2 separate regions of the Homo sapiens genome follow, and region 2 is linked to region 1. The links are chromatin loops, found by intact Hi-C in ENCODE. Cell type or tissue: IMR-90. All regions are shown on one strand. Each heading gives the region's core, and the rest is flanking DNA. Links, peaks and the distances in the headings are about the cores only.

Evidence for each region. Hi-C counts contacts between places; a loop is a spot of excess contacts. Peaks named below come from ENCODE experiments on the same cell type or tissue, not always from the same donor. Only the 100,000 strongest peaks of a DNase experiment are listed, where the experiment ranks them.
Region 2: it touches region 1 in a loop (2.3-fold over the local background); 3 of 110 quality-filtered maps call a loop at or near these places.

Annotation. Positions count from the first base shown.
Region 1 is chr18:70,084,238-70,089,632 of GRCh38, reverse strand. RTTN (rotatin) reads left to right here. Exons shown (of 49, transcript NM_173630.4): 31 at 1,486-1,644; 32 at 2,949-3,020. Among named protein-coding and RNA genes, the nearest start is that of RTTN, 120 kb to the left of the region's middle. In IMR-90, for the core only: a CTCF peak has its summit at 2,858 (motif pointing right); no DNase peak of the experiment used is centred there.
Region 2 is chr18:69,488,049-69,493,443 of GRCh38, reverse strand. All of the region lies in intron 1 of DOK6 (docking protein 6), which reads right to left. Among named protein-coding and RNA genes, the nearest start is that of DOK6, 90 kb to the right of the region's middle. In IMR-90, for the core only: no CTCF peak of the experiment used is centred there; a DNase peak (open chromatin) is centred at 2,473.

The DNA of each region.
Region 1 (5,395 bases), core at 261-5,260:
CCATGTCTACGTTTCTGGCATCCACCTCAAAACTCTTCTAGCCTGTAACCCATTACCCAGTGCCAAAGTCACTTTCATGTGTTTAGGCATTTGTTTCAGCAGCATCCCCACTCCTTGGTACAAAAATCTGTATTAGTGTGCTCAGGCTTCCATAACAAAATACCATTGTCTGGGTGGCTTAAAAACAGAAATTTATTTCTTACAGTTATAGAGGCTGCAAGTCCAAGATCAGAGTGTCAACATGGTTGGTTTCTGGTAGGGCACTCTTCCTGATTTACAGAGGGCCACCTTCTCACTGTGTGCTCATATGACCTCTCCTTGGAGCACGCACATGGAGAAAGATTTCTCTCCTTCCTGAGGCCACCATTCCTAGTGCAGTAGGGTCCCACCCTTATAACCTCATTTAACTGTAATCACCTAATAGCTCTGTCTCCAAATACAGGTTGGGGATTAGGGCTTCAACATACGAGTCTTGAGGAGACACAGTTCAGTACACAGCACCCTCATTTTCAATCAAATTTGTTCGAGTATAGATTGAAAATATAAAAGAGAAAAGGTTATAGTATCTATTACCTTCAGAAGAGTGGAAAATTATTGGAGAAGCTTAGCAATTTTGAAAAAAATAAAAAGGATCTGGAAATTATAGACATGCAACACTTAAGTGTCATATAATGAAATTAAATTAAATGCAAAAAATTGCATTTGCATTACAATACAAAATTTTGTATTATTTCTTTCCAGTTTTAGCCAGTTTACTTTTTTCAAGTAAAATATGCTATTACAATAAAATCTTATTTATAGAAATATTTGAAATACATTTTTTAGTCACATTGAACTTGGACTTACTACTTGACAATTTTATGACTGCATTTTTAAAAAATTCTATAGCTGTCATTGAAACTATATTTTTGGATTCGAATTCAGAAATTTACCAAAACGTGTGGCTTGAACAGCAGTGGTTCTACAGCAAGCATATTATACCACATCAATCTTATTTGGGAACGTTTTTCTCTTGAATAACTTTTGAGGAAAATACGAAATGCCTTGTAAAATGATAATTGCCTCTTTGTTTAGAAGTTTTAAGAAAGTTAAAATCATTTATTTGGAAGAAACAATAAAAAATTAAGAAAGGTAGAACAAAGAATAGCTACCTTTTTTAAGAATGAAGAATTGAAATTGTGTTCATAAAATGTAAGTGCCCTATGCTTTCCTTAGAAAAAGGCTTGCAAACTATAATTTTTATGCATCTTTTTATACCCAGTTTTACTTTGCTTTGAAATTTGCTTATATTTAATTTTTCCTATATTACTGCTTTCTTGAATCATGGAATGGAGGACACTGTCTTCTATAGGTGTCTCTTATAATTTAGGATCATAAAACCAATGGATTTTTTTAAAGTGTGATATTTATGTACCAGAAAAACTAAGAATTCATGTTAGGAAAAAGGCTTATTTGATTCAACAACTTTCTCTTTAATTTGAACAGGTGAGATTCACTTCACTGGGATTAGGATCAGCACTGACCACCCTTGAAACGGGCTGTGTGGCCTTAGCAAACAGTTGTCAGAACATTTCCGGTGGGCTCTGGGGAACTGTGGTGAACATTCTTCTGGACCAGTCAGAATGTAGTATGGTGCGCCGGGAGGTATGTCTGTCTTTTCTCCTTTTTTTCCTTAGAAATTCTTTGTGATGGTATCCGTAAGCGATACTTGACTGCCGCTCAACATGGTGGACTGACCACTGACCATGATCTCTTCTGTCTGTGAACACCCAAACAAAATGACAGTAGAGGATTTAAAAGGTATTCATGCACAGGAAAAACTGGAGTCCTTCCTTCCGATAAGATAAAATCGGAATATACTATATTTTAATGTGAACTTTTTTTATTATGCATTGAAAGGTAGTTCACAGGAAAAATTACTTTTATATTATCTCAGCATTTATGGGTCTCTGATATTTATGAAGCTTTAGTATAGATAAGAGGCTGTCAAAATAACTCTTTGTAGTATTTATCATATAACATGAGAGGGAAAAATAAACCCTATTTTAATTCTTTCTGAATAGCTTGTGGTTTTTTTTTATTGCTGCTTTTGTTAAAGTAATGATTCATGTAAATGGTTTTAAAACAATAATCAAATTGTACTTAGAGGCTTATGAAAAAAAACAGCAGCTCCTGGGTCCACCATTAGCAGTCGCCAGTTCCAAGCTCAAAAGGCTAGTTTTGTTGCTGTTTGCCTTCATGTTTTTAAGTAGTGATGTTTATATTTATGGCTGCTTCTTGATTTATCAACTTTAAAGCTTTTCCATCACTTCTAGTTATCATGGTTGGAAATGTCAGTTTCTTAGAATCCTCTTGTTAATCCTGTCATTCTCCCATTATGGTTATTTCATCTTTCATTAAGCAGACAATCAATGCTCCTATTTGTATGATTATTTAATTTGATCATCTTCAGGATCTAGTCAAGTTGGACATTTGTGGTTTGTATTTCTAGTTAGCAAGTTTTTATTGAAAGGAGTCTGTATAAGAGAAGGGAGAAAGCGGGGCAGAGGGGTGCGTGTGTTTGTGTGTGTGTGTGTGTGTAATCTGAAAGGGGATAGTAGAAACCTAAAATTATATTTCTTAAATGCTACCAGAAGAATTTATGTTATACAAATCATTTTTTAATAAAGCTGAATTCTGAAATAGGAAAAGATATATTTCCTGATGAAATAATTTCATATGCTGTTAGGTCATTACCTAACAAGGTCATTACCTAAGAAGGTCATCACCTAACAAGAAATACAGTTTGACAATTCTCATAATGACCTCTCAGCATGTGCAGTTGACCAGAGATGTCTTTTGCTATTAATTACAATATATTGGTTATTTCAGAGATGACCACAAGATGGCAGTATTGACCTTTTTTTTTTTTTTTTTTTTTTTTTTTTTTTTTTTTTTTACATTTTCAGGCGGCATTTATTCTTCAGAATCTCCTTGTAATTCCAATGCCTACAGAAATTATAAAGGATTATACTTGGCAGGTGGGTGATTTTAAACAATTATCAACCTAGTAGATGTTTCAAATTAATTGGTGATAAATTTTCAGTATAAGTAGTATATTTCATTATTGATGAAACTATATACAAGACAGCAAGGGCCTCTTAAAATAGAACGTAGAATTTGTTCTTATGCCGACCAGACTTAAAAATTCTTCTCTATAGTGTTCACAATAATTTAAAGCAAATAATAATAGTTAACATATGTTTACTATGTTTTAGGCACCCTTCTAGAAATGTAAGACATAGTAACTTGTATAATTGTTTGAGTTGTGAACTGTTACTATCCTTATTTTCTAAGCTTAGGAACTTTTGCATAGAGAGTTTAAATAGTTTGTCCTAAATCACACAGCTAGTCAGTGGTACGCCTTTGCTTTGAGTCTAGGCAGTCTCTTACCCACTTTGCTGTATTACTTCTCTAATTTAGTAATAATAAACAAATTTGTAGATAGTTAAATATGTGTTGATGTTAACATCTTTTTTTCCTTTTCTAGGTTAGTGCACAGTGCGGGTTATAGTGTATCTTGCTTTGTTTTCTGTTGGGTTAACTTTCTTTTTCATGTTCTGAATATCACATCAGTAAATGGTTACCTAACATTTTTATAGCTTACATTAAAAAAATTCTAGCTTCATGGGATATATGTACATGTTTGTTACATAAGTATATTGCGTAATGGTGGTGGGGATTGGGGTTCTCGTGTACTCATTACCCAAATATTGAACATTGTACCCAGTTAGGTAATTTATAACCTCAGCCGCCTCCCCCACTCCCTCCTTGGGAGTCTCAGTGTCTGTTATGTCTGTCTTTATGTCCATGTGTATTCATTGGTTAGCTCCCACTTATACGTGAGAACACGCAATATTTGATTTTCTATTTTTGAGTTAGTTCACTTAGATAATGGCCTCCACCTCCATCCATGTTGCTGCAGTTTTAGGTAATTTGGAAGATACAAAAGTACACTTATTGGGGATATAAGATGTGCTGTTTCTGTCCTTTTACCTATCCATATATTTTCACCTTATAGGGATATATTTATCATATTGCTACACCTCACTCCTCAAAATCCTGTATAAATCTAAGGTTTATTTTTAAGTTTTAATTAGACTATACTCTTAGAGGAGTTAGTGAAACAAGCTGAACCGTAGCAAGGGCAAGTTTCCGCACATGACCCGAAGCATGAATCCAGGTGGTTGTCAAGGCCCAGGTAGCATTTAACTCTTGGAAGGCTTACCTCTCCAAACTTTACAAACCCAGGGTAACCCTACCAGTCATTGTAAATCCCAGGCTTGTAATTTGCTCGTAATTTCTTTAACATTGCCTTCTGATAATGGCTGCTTATCTACTTTCCATGTTGTAATAAAACCAGGAGACAAAACTGGAGGGAATATGCAGGATTAATAGTTATATTAATAGTGTAGTAGTTTTGGTACCTGTTATCCGGAGACTACATTTTAAAACATGTTGTTTTTGGCTCAAATACAAATAATCTCTACTCCCATTGTTAAACTAGTGACCCATGTACATGGATATACTTGGTGATGTACTACCAATGAATTTTTAATTATTGAAATAAGTATAAAGGCAGAGTATATTAAAGTTCCTGGGACATTATGTTGTAATACAGAACCGTATGTAGCTGTTCATATTTTTCTCTTAGAAATTAAATAGTAAAGTTCCTGTTTGTTGCTGGTGGCATGCTTACTGCAGTTTATTGGTTTTGTTATTCTCCAGTCTTCATCATGGAAATCCTTTTCTACTAAAAAGTGGAAAATAGTGATTTAAGTTAGCTTTTGGAGTTTTGGCCTTGCTAAGTTGGCCAAAATAAAAAAAGTTGGAGAGCCACTGCTGTCCCAAACAATAGTTGATTACAACTTTTGCTAGTCTTAGGAAAAATTAGATAAATAAGGACAATCTTGTATGCTTTTTAATAAACTCAGATTTTCTTCCTCTCTTTTCAGTCTTTTTTTTTTTTTGGTTATTTTTGTTTGTGTAAGTGTCCTTCCTTGGCAGTGAAAATAGTTAACTCAGTATATCTGTCATCCAATTTTAAGAAAGTTTAGTGGGGTCTGAAATTCCAAAGTAGAAACAGCTTCTGCAAGAAGGAAACAAGATGGTTGTCTCTGGGTGCAGCTAGTGGGGCACATGGTCCTTTGCAACCATGAAAAAGGGGCCACATAGCCAGTATTTTAAAATTCAAACAGTCTTTGGTAGAATTATGAATAATAATCTTATTCAACAAAATGTTTCATTTACTTATTTTAGTGTCCCTTTCATAGTGTTGTGGAGGATATAGCATGAAACAGCATGTTTAGGAGCTTTGTTAAAATTTTATTTTGGTTGAGGTAAATATTTGATTTTT
Region 2 (5,395 bases), core at 138-5,137, 600 kb after region 1:
GAATTTCTAACAAGTTTTCAGGCAATGCTAGTGCTCTTTTTCTGGGGACCACACTATGAGAATGACTGTTGTAATGCATGGATGTCCATGTCTTGGCCACTAAACATGGTGCATTGTTGGACAGGCTGTGTTTACTGCCTGTTTGAACCTCCCTTACTTCTTAGAAAAAAATATACAATTAGCCATGCCAAACGTGTAAGTTTACAAAAGGGATTAAATAAGGTAATGTCTTTTAAAATATTTTATAATCTTTTAAAGTGCTACTCAAAGATGAATATGAATATTGTGCTTCTATGTTGATATAGAGAGATTATAAACTTCACCTGGGAGGTTCTGGAAAGATCTTAATATTGTTGGTGACTGTCATACAATGACATCATCATGATGTTTATATAGATGTGATAGCTAATATTTTGAGGGCATTTGCTGTGACAATAAGTTTATATTTTCATTTAAGATTCTTAAATATAAGGCAGGTAGTATTACTATTCTCATTTGAAAAGGAAAAAGCACAGGTAGTAAATGACAGAGCTGGGTTTGAAGCTAAATACTCAAGAAAAGAAAACGTTCCTTTTGAGTATTTCTTACACCATCCTTAAAAATCCAAAGCTATAAAAAAGCCCACCAATGGTGGACTGGGTAAAGAAAATTTGGTACATATACACCATGGAATATTATGCAGCCATAGAAAAAGAATGAAACCATGTCCTTTGCAGCAACATGAATGCAGTTGGAGGTCATTAGTCTAAGTGAATTAATTCATGAACAGAAAACAAAATTCTGCATGTTCTCAGTTGGAGCTAAAGATCGATTACACATGGACACAAAACAGGGAACAATGGACATCAGGGCCTATGTTGAGGATGGAGGGTGAGGATTGAAAAACTACCTATCGGGTACTATGCTTATTATCTGAATGACAAAGTAATCTGTACATCAAACTCCCGTGACAGGCAATTTACTCATATAACAAACCTGCACATCTATGCCCTGAACCTAAAGTGAAAGTTAGAAAAATAATAAAATAAAATAAAATAAGATAAAATAAAATAAATTTTTAAAAGAAATAAGGGGTTTATTAGAATTGGAGCTTGCAGATACAGATTGTACAGTCTCTGCAGAAGCAATATTGTTCTTTGCTGTCTAAGAAGGTGACATCTCACATTATTTTACATTGTGTATGATATCCATAAATTTAAAATTAATTGTGTGACACTTTGTTTTCATATAAATAGTATTGTGATTTTTATGGTTCCTATCGTATATTTTCAATAAGTCAATACAGTACATTAGTCTTTTTACATGCGTTGTTTATCTGCAAATAAGATAACAATTAGAATTGTCGATTCACACTACTCATTTCTTCAGTTTTCTATCTGCTGCTGGCATACAATTAGCTTTGCAAAGAGACAGATTTGGGAATGAACACTTTGTAACAGATATAGCCATAATAAAACTATCTGAGTTCTCTATTGGAAATACTCATATTTAATATTCTTTTGGTTCTCTGCACATTGATTGCCATTTACTCAGCGGTAATGTCTAGCCAGTTGGCAAAAAAGTTGATTTATATATTTAGATAGCATAGTTAAGAAAAAAGATGATTTATATATTTATAGACAGCATGTTCAGAAACATTCCTGGGCAACCTATTCTAAACAAATTCCAAATCAGCAGATACAATAAACAATCTCCAAGGCCATAGTCTTGTGTCAAATAACAGCCTGCTAAATGACTACTGCAATTTGGAAAACCCTCAGTCATGCCTGGAATTAATATTCAGCACAGATTCTTGTTTCTTCCTTAGGAAACGCACTGCTAACAACCTAAACATTTTGCAAATTTATGATGAGACTCATATCATACATAGGACATATAATACAAATGTGACGAGACAACATTTCAGAATCTCAAATTTAGCCATAAGTACTTCTACTGATTTTTTAGAAAACATTATTTCAATGCCTAGAACTATGTTCGCTAGAAGGAATACAATGATGCATAAAAGAAACTATTTTATTATATACACAAACATGTATTTATTATATCAGAAAATGACAGGCAATATCATTCTTCAATAGTTAGCTTTCTGCTGTGAAGGGCACTTTAGCCAATCGAGATGGAAAAGTGCAAAAATTACACATTTCCTCTAGATAAGACAGTGAAAGTATTTATTAATCATCTAAGCAAACTCCATAGATGTTCTGCACTGATAACATTGGTTGGTTAATTTAAACTATTTTCCTTTCATTGTGTTTATTATTACTATTAATAGATAACACTTACTGAATGTTTAGTATAAACCATGCCATTGTAGATAATGTAGATAACACTTACTGAATGTTTAGTATATACCATGCCATTGCAGATAATGTAGATAACACTTACTGAATGTTTAGTATATATACCATGCCATTGGTTAATGTTAATTAACTCCATCTGCTCCTCCGCTGCCGGCAGCAAATGCTCAGGGACTGCGGCCTTCTGAGGGCATTCACAATGAGACATGAGTCATTCTTGTAAAATTCATGACAGAAATAAGCACACACATATCACCCATACGCAAAATTCAACCCACTTGGAAATTAGCAGGTCAAATTTGCTAAAGTTGGATATAAAACCCAATACAAGGCTTTAAATAAAAACACTTCACAATTTTATTACATTGATCTCAAAATGTTTTTATTCAATTAAAAGAAACAAAACTAAATAGAATCAGTTATATTTATATTTATATTTTTTGCTTGTTTTAGTTGCACATAATGGAGGTAATTCAAATACTTGGGAAATTATTATATTAGTATGTAGATGGTCATAACTTTTGTCTTTGATCTTAAGATTTTTTTAAGTGAATAGTTTGTATTACGTAATAAAAAAGTATTTTCTAGCTTAAGTATATGCTAACAGGCATATATTAATGAATCAAATTTCCCTAAAAGGCATGCCATTTTACAAATTTATTAAAACCCCTTCTTAACTTGAAACATTTTTTCATAATTATTATCTTCAGCTTTCCACAGTCCAGTGTTAAAGTTTTTTCTTTCTAAATTTTGAGTATCCTATCCAACATATATTTATATAACAATTCAAATTTAGCCAAACTGCTTCTGGCCTTTGTGAGGAATTGAGTTTGCCAGTTAAAACAATGTGGACTAGAGTTCCTCCTGATGGTGGCATGAGCTGTGACTGCTGTCTAATGATATCCTTGTGAGGTCTGGCGTTTCACCACTGAGAAGAAGTCAGAATCAATGCAAACAGAGCATTCACCCATTACAGCAAGAAGTTTGTTTTGCTTTTTTTTTGTTTTCTTCAGACATTCTTAAACTCTTAAAATAGAAAATATATCAGGACAATTCTTTTGCAAAATCTGATTCTCAAGCAATCTCAGCTTATGAACAATTGGCATGTCTTCTGAATATGTAAAACTATGACATGGCAGCCTACAATGTTGCAGTGAATACGGCAGAATTTGTCTAAAACTGTATTTATGTAAAGATAGGGTTTTTTTTTTTTTTTAGAATTTTTGTCTCCAAAAACTATTCACCACTTCAAAACTGTTCTTCCTAATGTATTTTAGAGGAAATATATTGGAAAAAATACTGCTGTTTTCTTCCATCACCTTCTAAAGAAATATTAACTTGTGTCAGCTAATAAAATATCAACCTAAGACATACCAAATCGTGTATGGCCAAAATTACAAAATTCATGAAAATCTGAACAGGGCTTTCGATATGCATTAGAAAGAGAAGGATAAGGAAAAACCTACAAATGTAAATTTTATTCTGTAATTAACAAAAGAAACAGGACTCTAAATGAAGTAAAATAGTAATGCCAATGTGAATGGGGAAGCCAGGCAAATTTCTGAGGTAACCTATAATCGATCATGGTGACAATACTGGTATTTTGGACCCCTTCCCCTCAAAAAAGCTTAGATTTGTAGTACCGTCAATTTCCATGGTGTACACACTTCCCCACTATGGCTGATTTCAAGCTATTAATTTGAAATCACTGCAAGTACACAGCACTATGGAAACGGGCTTACCCTCCCTGCCCTGGCCCATGGTCCATCACTGGTAGGAAGATGATGGACCTTCAGTACTTGGAAGTGGACTGTTTATCCCTATGTGAGCAAGTACAAAAAGAGCTGATGAACCTTTAGTATTTGTACTGACAATTTCTTCAGAGTCTGAAAAGTTTTCTGGAAGAGATTTTGAAAAGTTGGGATTCAGAACTATGCAAGTATTTAAGCTGGACAAGGTGGGTGGGGCATCAACCTATGGCCAAATCACCAAATATGCTGTGATCCTTTTAGAAACAATCTAACTAGTGAACTTGTGTTTCTGAGTTCAGCCGTGGTTCTTTATGGAAACTCTCTCAATGCACCCACCTATCTTCCATTTAGTAGAAAAGTTCTATGTGTATAAAACTTAAGCTACAGCTCTGTGAACCCTATGGACTCCATCAATAAGAGCTGAGCCAATCAGAAACCTGAGCCTATTTCTCTGTTAATATGGTCACAGATCAATAAACAGGAGTTCTGGCTGTAGTAGTACAGGTAGCAGTGACATTCACATAAAAGGAAGTGACACAAAGAGAATAACATAAGTGAATCATGATGATATGGTATGGCTGTGTCCCCACCCAGATCTCATCTTGAATTGTAGTTTCCACAATCCCCACATGTTGTGGGAGGGACCCGGTAGGAGGTAATTGAATCATGGAGGCAGGTTTTTCCCTTGCTGTTCTTCTGATAGTGAATAAGTCGTACAGGATCTGATGGTTTTATAAAGGGCAGTTCCCCTGCACTGCTCTATTGCCTGCTGCCATGTAAGACAGGACTTTGCTCCTCCTTCACCTCCCCCCATGATTGTGAGGCCTCCTCAGCCATGTGGAACTGTGAGTCCATTGGCCCTCTTTTTCTTTATAAATTACCCAGTCTTGGGTATTTCTTCATAGCAGTACTAAAACGGACTAAAACACATGACAAGAACGTTGAGGCAGCAGCACTATGGCCTAATGAGCTGGTGGCACCAGTGGGGAGCAGGAAGCATTGATGGTGGGTAGCAGCCCAAACAGAGGGAGGGAGACCCAGTGTTAAGACTGAACGTTTGTGTCCCACTCGACCAGTTTCATATGTTGAAACCTCAGTTCCCAATGTAATGGTATCTGGAGACTGGGTCTTTAAGAAGCAATTAGGGTTAGATGAGGTCATGAGGTTGGGGCCTTCATTATGGGATTAGTGCCCTTCTAAGAAGAGACACAAGACAGCCCACCCCCTTTCTCTCCCCTTGAGCACAAGAAGAGGTCATAGAAACACACTATGAGATTGTGGTCATGTACAAGCCAAGGGACAAGGCTAGAGAAGGAAACCTACCTGGCCAGCACCTTGATCTTG